Regions from separate parts of the Homo sapiens genome. Here region 2 is linked to region 1. Evidence: chromatin loops called from intact Hi-C (ENCODE). Cell type or tissue: IMR-90. All regions are shown on one strand. Links, peaks and the distances in the headings refer to the core of each region. The heading gives the core; the rest is flanking DNA.

Region 1 (5,393 bases), core at 272-5,271:
AGAGTGGAGAAATACACTAAGTTTAACTGACTTTTCATTCAGAGAAAAGTAATGAAATAAATATTTAAATAATGCCTTAGTAAAGCCTTCTGCAAACTTGGTGTGAGAAAATATTTAATAATATTTTATACCACAGAATAAAGATAATAAAATGTTTAGTAAAAAAAAAATCTATGCAGTAAAGTTTTTGCACAACTTTGCATATCATAAGGACTAAGAAATGTTTCAATTCAACAAAGTAATAAGAAAATAGAACTAAAATAGAGATATAATTCTATCTTACTTAATAAAGGGAAAAAATGGTTTTACTTACCTATACGAACTTCCATGACGAAAACTTTGCCCACAAATACTACAAAGGTGAGGCTTTTCTCCACTGTGGATTCTCAAATGTTCTTTCAAAGTAGTTCTGCATTAAAATATATAGATTCGAGATTTTTTAAATGCCTATATATAGTAAATAGATTTCTGGAAAACTTACTAGAAAGGTATTCAAGCTAACTGATATTATGGCAATTCTCTCCTCTTTCTTACAATAATTTTGTTCTTTTCTATTCTCACTAGTATACAAACATGCTTGTTATAGCTCTCTCTCCTTAAAAACAAAAAATACTTCGGCCTCATTTGCCATTGGTTTGCTCAGAGATTTAATTACACAACTTAAGCAGACTTTCAAGAAGTATAATTTTAAAATGCTCATTATGACACTGAATTAAGTTGATGTGAATTTTGATAGAGAGGGTTTAATAATATTTAAGTAATCCAGTTTATCAGTACTATTTCTTCCAAATATGTGCTTAGTATTTATTGAAAAAATGTTTTAAAGCAAAGAAAATGTTGTAGTATTTCTAACTTCCAGGTGCTGATGTGAAAAAGGAACCTATATACAGAATGTAATTATTGCTATTCCTAAGTCTTCCAGCCCCACTGGCCCTGGATGGGCTACTATGAAACCATTACTCCTCAAAGTACATCACTAGCAATTCCTACAGTTCTAACCTTCAGAGCTTCCCCACATATCTAAAGTGCTGAGTAATAATGAACAAAGTTATTTTAAGGGGAAATAAAGTGAAAGGGAAATATGACTGACCTCTGCAGGCTTTTAGCTATCACTACTACAGTCATGTACTGCATAATGACATTTCAATCAATGACAGACCACATAAACAATGCTGTCCCATAAGATTACAACGGAGCTACACAATTCCTATAACCTAGTGGCATCATAGCACAATACATTACTCACATGTTTGTGGTGATGCTGTTGTAGACAAACATACTACATTGCCAACTGTATATAGGCATAGCACATACAATTGTGTCCAGTACATAATTATTGATAATGATAAGCGACTATGTTACTGGTATGTATTTACTATACTTTTTATCATGATTTAGAGTGTACTTCTTCTACTTATTAAAAAAAAAAGAAAACTAACTGTAAAACAGCCTCAGCCAAGTCCTTCTAGAGGTATTCTCTAAGAAGGCATGGTTACCATAGGACATGACAGCTCTATGCATGTACTGTCCCTGAAGACCTTCCAGTGGGACAAGATGTGCAGGTGGAAGACAGTGATATTGATGATCCTGACCCTGTGTAGGCCTAGGCTAATGTTTGTGTTTGTGTCTTTTGTTTTTAACCAAAAAAAAGTTTAAAAAGTAAAACATAAAAAATTTAAAAATATAAAAAAGCTTATAGAAAATAAAATATCTTTATGCAGCTGTACAATGTGTGTTTTAAGCTAAGTGTTACTTTAAATGAGTAAGAAGGTTGAAAAAATCAAAAGTTTATAAAATAAAAATGTTACAGTAAGCTGCTGTTCATTTGAGGGAAAAAATTTTAATACATTTAGTGAAACCTAAATGTACAGTGTTTATAAAGTCTACATTAGTGTACACTAATGTCCGCGGCCTTCACATTCACTCACCACTCACTCACTGACTCCCCTAGAGAAACTTCTAGTCCTGCAAGCTCTACTCATGATCGGTAACCTACACAAACACATATATTCTTTTTTATATTTTATACCATTTTTACAGTTCTTTTTCCATGCTTAAGTATGTTTAAATATATCAACACTTACCACTGTGTTACAATTATCTACAGTATTCACTACAGTAACATGCTATACAGGTTTGTAGCCTGGGAGCAATGGGCTGGCTAAACCACATAGCCTACATGTGTAGTAGGCTATACCATCTAGGTTTGCATAAGTACACTCTATATTTGTGTGATGACAAAACTGCTTAACAATGCATTTCTCCGAACATAGCACTATCATTAAGCGGCGCATGACTGTACTTGGTTTGTATTTCAATCCCATACCTAGTAAGTTTAAAGGATGAATCTGAAATAAAAGTAGAGTTTTGCCAGTAGATGGTGCTCTTCTACAAGGCCCACCAATATGACAGTCTGTAGATAACACCCAGCTTTGTGGAAAATATCTCTAAAGATATTCCCAGATCCCTACCTGTTAAATAGTTATAGTAAAAGATGGAAAGGTTATCTTTGGGATTCTTGTTTTGCCTTGATCCATCTGTTTTATAGCTTCCAAACCTGTGTCATTCATGTTACATTTCTGTTCTCCCTATCTTTGTAGCTTATTCTTTTTAAAAAACAAACAAAAACCCTTAATCTAGTTTTAGTGGGGTTTCAGAAAGACATAAAATATGTACATTAAATCATCCATCTAAAACCTGCAAATCTTGAATCCATGTCATCTTCCATAACATTTGTGTAATTCCTTTTTTCCTTATATTTCAAACTAAAGCACAATTCATGCATTTTGTGTCTTATGTTACCCTAATTCCTATAAATCATATTGATTGATTATTTCTACATAATAGTACTAGGATTTTTGTGGGTGTGCAGATAATTCTTCACCTTTCTCGTACTGATTTTCCACAGATAAAGCAAGTCCATTTTCTCTTTCCACCATGAGTACATTCTATATGACGTTTCAAATTTCCAGTGTCGTTAAACTGGCGACCACATATATCACATGGAAAAGGACCTAAAAAGGAAAAAAAAAAAGTGTGCATTTAAAGTTTAAAGAGGAGATACTAAGTTAAATTTAATAGGTATGCTGTAAGTTCATGCCTATCCTATTGGTGCATATGTCATAATACACTGCAATTTCTCTTCTAGGTTATTTATTCCTAGAATAACATTTCCATATCCCTATAACCAAGTATAGGGCTCAGCATCTAACAAACAGAATGAATGCTGAACAAACTAATGAGTTAACAAATTGAAATGGCCAATTCCTGGTTTGAAATCAGACTGGAACAAAGTAGAAATGGCTGCATACTAAAGTTTTTGGGAAAGCGGGTAATAAAAAACTTTGGAAGAATGAATGGAGGACTTAAGAGAGTTTATAGTTTGGAAATATTTCTATTTGGTGATACAAAATTAAGCCCAGGCCTCTCATAGTAACACTGACATTAGTTGGATACTGAATTTCACTATGATTTTACCAAATAAAAAACTGGAGACAAGACAGTGTTCTACTGACTGACAAAATATAAGAAAGACAAAGAATGCGTAAAAAAGAAGTTTAGTAAATACAGCTCAAAGAAGCTATATATTAGCAAGAAGATGTCTCAGTATATGGAAGGACAAACTGAAGAAAGAATTCTAATGAATTAATCATAATAGCACAATGGAAAGAAAATAGAATTAAGATGCTGAAATTCAGAAACGTAACTATAAGCAAAATTGCTTGGTAGCCACAGTAGCTCTGGGTAAATTTCAATGTGTTTTACACATTAGAAATGAGAGATGACCTCAAAATGTACATTGTATTAAGTATCTTTAATGGATTCTCATTTAAAACCTCTAATATTTCATTTTTCATGGGATCTAAATATTTTACTCATTTATTAACTCATTCAACAAGTATTTATTTATTCTTAATTCACATCAAGCACTGTGTTAAGTATTATGAAAAATCTCTCCACCTCCTCTGAACCAAAAAAAGGCTCTAAGAAATTGAGAAAACGAAAGTCAGTACTTACATAGCTGAAAAAAAAAGGTGAAGTAAATACACGTGCCAAAATAAGGTTATTATGCAAAATGTGTGGTTAGTCAAAGAATGAAATATCTACTAGTAAAACTTTTTATAAAATATGACTATCTGTATAGCTGGCGGCTTCAGCTGGGCAAAGGAAGAAATGAAGCATTCTCTTTAATGTTCAGTTACTTATCAGGATTCTTCAAAGAAAATAACAACTGCATTTTTTTCCTATACTGGATATCCAGTTTTGCATGCAGCTAAACCTATTTTAAACAACCTCCTGGGCTCAAGCAATCCTTCCACTTCAGCCTCCCCTCTTTTATTTATTTATTTTTTCTATATAGACAGTATCTCACTAGGTTGCCCAGGCTGGTCTCAAACTCCTGGGCTCAAGTGATCCTCCCACCTGTCTCCCAAAGTGCTGAGATTACAGACGTGAGTCACCATGCCTGGCCAAGTTCTGACTTTTAAAAGCCAAACTACAACTTTTGCACATATATATTCATATATATTAAAAATTCTTCTCCTTTAACTGTTCAGATTGCATTAAATACATATCTTTCCCTCTGATTTAACAGAATATATATTCCTAATGTAGACAGTATGAGTATTGCTTTGAATAATCTAAAGCAGTCATTATCAAAATGTGATATCTAGACCATTTGCACCAGCACTACCTGGGAACTTGTGCAAATTGCAAACTGTACAAGTTCCAAATGCAAATACAAATTTGGGGCCATACGCCAGACCTATCTGAGTCAGACACTCTGGGAAATCCGTTTTAATAAGGTCTCCAGGTGCTTGTGATATATACCAAACTGCATGAAGCACTTATCTGAAGTGTACAGTGATTCAAGGGAACAGAAACATAGAGACGGAATGCAAAAGAAGCTCTCTCTATATATATATAATATTGCTTTGAGTATTTTATATATGCATGTATACATATATGTATACATATGTACACACACACAAATACAGAAAATACTTATAACAATACTCTATTTGGTTTATTAATAATAGTGGCCCAAAATGCAAAGCTACTATGTCACAAACCATATTTCTCAAAGGTCTTGGAAAGACTGAAAACTATAATACTAGAAATGACAATACATTCAGAGAAAGAGAATGAAAACTATGCCTGGCTCTACATTTGGCACTTATACAGTACCTCATATAATCCTCACAACAGTATCTAAGAAGTACGTATTAACTTCATTTTAACAAATGAGGAAACTGGAAGTCTGAGAGGCTGTTCCAGATCACCTAGTAAGTGGCTAAGTCAGACTCAGAAAACAAGGCTGGCTAGAAAGTCTTCTACTTCCACTTCTACATCATGCCACACCTATTAAACTTTTTCTTCTAGTAAATGTCAAC
Region 2 (5,393 bases), core at 210-5,209, 180 kb after region 1:
TGTTCAGCTCAATATTAACTGGGGAAAACGTAAACCAAAGTAACAGTGAGATACTATATTTTATCCAACCAGCTGGTAAAATTTATATATTTGGTGATAGCAAAGGTTGGCAAACGTTTTGAGCCACATTCACAATCATCCACTGCTGGTAATGTGCAAATGGTACAACTAGAGATGTTTGGCAGCTTTTATTAAAATTAAAAATGTACATTACTTATGACCCACAAATTCCATCTCTAGGCATAAACTGTAGGGTTAAACTCAAAACGCTTACACAGACAGCCATGTATAATTGTGTCCGAAATTGGTGGGTTGTTGGTCTGATTGACTCTTCAAGAATGAAGCCACAGACCCTCGCAGTGAGTGTTACAGTTCTTAAAGATGGGGTGTCCGCAGTCTGTTCTTTCTGATGTTCGGACGTGTTCAGAGTTTCTTCTTTCTGGTGGGTTCGTGGTCTTACTGGCTTCAAGAGTGAAGCCGCAGACCTTTGCAGTGAGTGTTACAACTCTTAAGATGGCACGTCTGGCCGCGTCTGGAGAGTTGTTTATTCCTCCTGGAGGGTTCGTGGTCTTGTTGGTCTCAGGAGTGAAGCTGCAGACCTTCATGGTGAGTGCTACAGCTCATAAAGTCAGTGTGGACCCAAACAGTGGGCAACAGCAAGAGTTATTTCAACAAGCAAAAGCACAAAGCCTCCACAGTGTACAACATGACCTCAGCACGTTGCCACTGCTGGCTCCAGCAGCCTGCTTTTATTCCCTTATCTGCCCCCCGCCCCCCCACCCCCCCCCCCCGCCCACCCCCCCCCCCCCGCCCACCCACCCACATCCTGCTGATTGGTCCATTTTACAGCGAGCCAATTGGTCTGTTTTACAGAGAGCTGATTGGTCCATTTTGACAGAGCACTGATTGGTGCATTTTCAAACCTCGAGCTAGACACAGAGTGCTGATTGGTGTATTTACAATCCCTTAGCCATAAAGATTCTCCAAGTCCCACTAGATTAGCTAGATACAGAGTGCCTATTGTTGCATCCACAAACCTTGAGCTAGACACAGGGTGCTGATTGATGTGTTTACAAACCTTAAGCTAGACACAGAGTGCTGGTTGGTGTATTTACAATCCCTTAGCTAGACATAAATATTCTTCAAGTCCCCACCAGATTAGCTAGATACAGAGTGCCCATTGGGCATCCACAAACCTTGAGCTAGACACAGGGTGCTGATTGGTGCATCCACAATCCCTTAGCTAGACATAATCCGTACTAGACTCAGGAGCCCAGCTAGCTTCAGCTAGTGGATCCCACGCAGGGGCCGCAGGTGGAGCTGCCCGCCAGTCCCGCGCAGTGCGCTGGCACTCCTCAGCCCTTGGGCGGTTGATGGGACCCGGCGCCGCGGAGCAGGGGGTGGTGCTCATCCTGGAAGCTGGGGCTGCTCAGGAGCCCTGGGGGATTGCGGGGGGCTCAGGCATGGCGGGCTGCAGGTTCCGAGCCCTGTCCTGAGGGGAGGCAGCTGAGGCCTGGCGAGAATTCCAGAGCAGCACTGGTGTGCTGGCACTGCTGGGGGCTCCTGCGTACCCTCCACAGCTGCTGGCCCGGGTGCTAAGCCCCTCAATGCCGTGGGCAGCGGCGCCCACCGGCCGCTCTGAGTTTTGGGCCGGCAAGCCCACGCCCACCCAGAACTCACGCAGCCCCGCAAGCGCCCGTGCAGCCTCGGTTCCCACACACATCTGTCCCTCCACACCTCCCCGCAGGCTGAGGGAGCCGACTCCATTCTCGGCCAGCCCATAGAGGGGCTCCCACAATGCAACGGTGGGCTGAAGGGCTCCTCAAGCGTGGCCAGAGTGGGTGCCCAGGCCCAGGAGGCGCCCAGAGCGAGCGAGGGCTGCGAGGGCTGCCAGCACACTGTCACCTCTCATAATGATATTAATTGCAACATCACAATAGCAAAAATGTACATAAAACAAAGGTTAAACTGTAAGACAATGGTTAAGGCATGGCACATCTATATTCTGAAATACTTGGCAGTAGTTATAAATTGTGAGTTAGATCTATATTACTAACATGGCTAGACTGTGCAAGGGAGTGAATAAAGCAAGTTGCTAAAGAATGCAGATAATACAGTTCCAGTTATGTTAAAACAGTCACATACACTAAAACTGTATGTATTTCTTACAGTTGCTCGTATTTATAAAAGCAAAGAAAAAGTTCAAGTAGAGAACTTTCATTGATATTTAATGTTTTAATTATCTATAAAGTGACAAATCATGTTTTACTGTTCTTATTCCTGGTCCTAATAAAATAATCCAGCTAAGTCCATGCAAATTTAAAACAACCTCTTATTCTGTTTCATTGAATGCTATGAAATAAGGATTTACCTTTACTTTGAGTTTTAAGAGAATTTAGTTTGGTTTTGTGGATATTTGCTGACTTTTCAGCTATTGAAATATTTTTAAATACAAATTCACAAATGAGTATTTGAAAAATTGGAGGCTTTCATTAAAATGTTCAGGTTAAATCCAGGTTATCCTGACATCTAATTTTATTTCAAGTCTTATTAATCAAATTTTTCTTTAAAATTTTTTGGTCAAAATTATTTAAGTGATTTTACTGATACTAGTACTTGTTTCCACTAAGCCTCCTCTTACCAGATTCCCCTTACCAGCTCCTTGAGGGCAGGCACATCAACTTGCTAAATCAATGCCAGTATAGCAGTCAACCTCCTTTTAGGCAAATGCTCTATAATTCAACACCTTTGACTTAGCAGCTTCTCTGAATTTTCATCATGCAGGATACACAGGTGCCCAGTGTGAGATCGACCTCAATGAATGCAATAGTAACCCCTGCCAGTCCAATGGGGAATGTGTGGAGCTGTCCTCAGAGAAACAATATGGACGCATCACTGGACTGCCTTCTTCTTTCAGCTACCATGAAGCCTCAGGTTATGTCTGTATCTGTCAGCCTGGATTCACAGGTGAGGCCAAGGAGATGGGATATGACTTGACTTTCTGGTATTTTATGGCAGACCATGGCTTTAACCAAATGGTGTATTAGCAGGAAGAGCTGTACTGTGTAAACTCTGCTGCTGTGGTGCAAAGGGTCCCCCTTGTGGGCATGAAAAGTATCTTGTTTCACATTTCAGAATTCCTCAAATCACGAGAGAAATATTAAAGAGGGATAAAGGAGGAATGAAAGGGATGACATTTTTATATGCTATACTGGGAACTGGAGTGCATCTCAAGTTCTTTACGTTACACACAGAAAATGTTGAAATTTTTATGCTATCAAATTTGATAATGATGTTAAATTTTATGTTATTCAAATTTGCTAGAAAAGTTATTGTACTTATATTTACACTGGGAAAAATGACCTAGTCTCAAGTAATCTTCCTCAACGATTCTGTAGCTAAAGTCATTCCACATATCAAATTTAAATTACTCTTTTTTTTTCACAACTTGCTTACCTAAAACCCAGAGGAAATTTGCATGTATGTTATCCAATGAACAGTTTTGTATTGTCTGCTTTCTGTTCTGAAAATTTTCAGAATTATTGAGGCATTCCCCAATTCATTAATGGCTAGCAATTTACCTACAATTGCATTGATATCACTGAGAAAACCAATTACAATCTAGATCTCTATCATATTTCTTTCTCAATAGATTAAGTGATGCCTCTGGAAAATATATCAGTTGTTGTTGAGGATTTCTGAGAAAAGTAAATGAGAAATAAGAAAAGAAGGGGGTGTCTATTTACACTTAGGATTCTCTTTCAATGTTTCAGTTTTGAAATTTAATGGTCTTTGATTTGTGGCAGTGTTTGCTGCAAGGTCGATAAAAAAAATGTTTATTTCCTTATTCACTGACCTTTCAAGGAGAACATACAGTAAAAAAATTCCCCAGGTGTCAATATCAGGAAAGTGGTATTTTCCCTGAACAACTTCTATCATGCATGCTTTCCACCCTAGTTTAAAAAATGCATCCAAATAAATCTTGATGTGACTCAACTGATTAAATGCATGAAATAAATCTTGTAATATATAATATTTCCCAATTATGTAAGCTGCTAGAAATAAATATGAGATCTGCAAACATACAGGTCTTTCTGAAATATATTTGTGTATTTACCTCACCTCTGGGGATATTTAAATTTCCTGTTTCTGTTTCTTACTATTGCCTCTTTTCAAAAATTTGTTTCTAAATTATTTGATTTTGGTCTAGTGTATGCATTTTCGTCAGCTACTTTATATTTTTCTTGGAATAAGGTGAAGGCATTATAAATTATTTTTTAAATATTGGTTTTAGGGTCATAAAGGGGTGATTCTGTGAAAGTCAAAGGACATTGCTAATATTACCTCATCAAATAAAAGGAAATGGGTGACCCCTTGAATCTGCAGATCTAAAAGGAGAGACAGTAGAATGTTCCAGAAAAGTGTTGGGCTTGATTTCTGAAGAGCTGCCAGGAATGACTATATGAGTTAAGATGTCCTGACTGCCCCAAATCTCTGTGGCTTAATGCAATGGTTTATGTTTTACTCATGTGAATTCCAAAACTGGGTTCCCATCATCAGTTGTCCTACAAATGGCAATTCAGGGTCACAGGCTCCTCTATGTTTTTCCCCCGCTTCAAAATGTTACTTCCAAATTTGCTGTGCTCTTATGAAGCAAGCTACTGGAGAAGGAAAGAAAATGGAGTGTGACACCTGCAGATTTTATGGGCCAACCACTACAAGTAATGAATATCTCTTTTACCCACATATTACTGGTCAAATGTAATCATGTAACTACATTTAATTGCAGAAAAGACGAGAAAATCTAGTCTTTCTGTGTACCTAAAATAAAGAGAAAATAAGTTTTGCAAACAGATAACCAATTTGACACAATAGCTAGAACTGGTACACTGGGGATACGAACCTAGATCTTCTGATTCTAAGTTTATCCTCCTGCCTACTATGTCACATATTTTTATGTCTACACGTTTTTCTATATTTTGTTTTTAAATAACTTTTTAAATGATAATAGTATATTTATGTGCAGTTTTAAGAAATACAGGGAGGCCCATGTATGCTTTACCTAATTTTCCCAATAGTACCATGTTGCAAAACTATAGTTCAGCTATCAGACTTGCATATTGACATTGACAAAGTCCACATCCAGAACAATTATCATCACAAGGATGCCACCTCTCTCCTTCCCTGCCTCCTCATCCCTTATCCCTGGCAAATACTAATCTGTTCTGCACTTGTATAATTTTGTCATTCCAAGAATGTTATATAAATGGAATCATGCAATATGTAAAGTTTTAGAATAAGAGTTTTTTTTTTTTTCCACTCAGCATCATTCTTTGGAGATTTATTGAGGTTGTGTGTATCAATAGTTTGTTCCTTTTCATTGCTAAGTAAAA

The links. Peaks named below come from ENCODE experiments on the same cell type or tissue, not always from the same donor. Only the 100,000 strongest peaks of a DNase experiment are listed, where the experiment ranks them.
Region 2: a loop joins it to region 1, with 10 times the contacts of the local background. A loop is called at or near these places in 62 of 110 quality-filtered maps.

Annotation. Positions count from the first base shown.
Region 1 is chr1:197,178,104-197,183,496 of GRCh38, forward strand. It overlaps ZBTB41 (zinc finger and BTB domain containing 41), which reads right to left. Exons shown (of 11, transcript NM_194314.3): 6 at 2,885-3,014; 7 at 314-409. Among named protein-coding and RNA genes, the nearest start is that of ZBTB41, 20 kb to the right of the region's middle. In IMR-90, for the core only: CTCF peaks have their summits at 1,090 (motif pointing left) and 2,380 (motif pointing right); DNase peaks (open chromatin) are centred at 1,068 and 2,298; H3K27ac peaks cover 611 bases.
Region 2 is chr1:197,354,047-197,359,439 of GRCh38, forward strand. CRB1 (crumbs cell polarity complex component 1) reads left to right here. Exons shown (of 12, transcript NM_201253.3): 5 at 2,785-2,967. Among named protein-coding and RNA genes, the nearest start is that of CRB1, 88 kb to the left of the region's middle. In IMR-90, for the core only: a CTCF peak has its summit at 3,099 (motif pointing left); no DNase peak of the experiment used is centred there.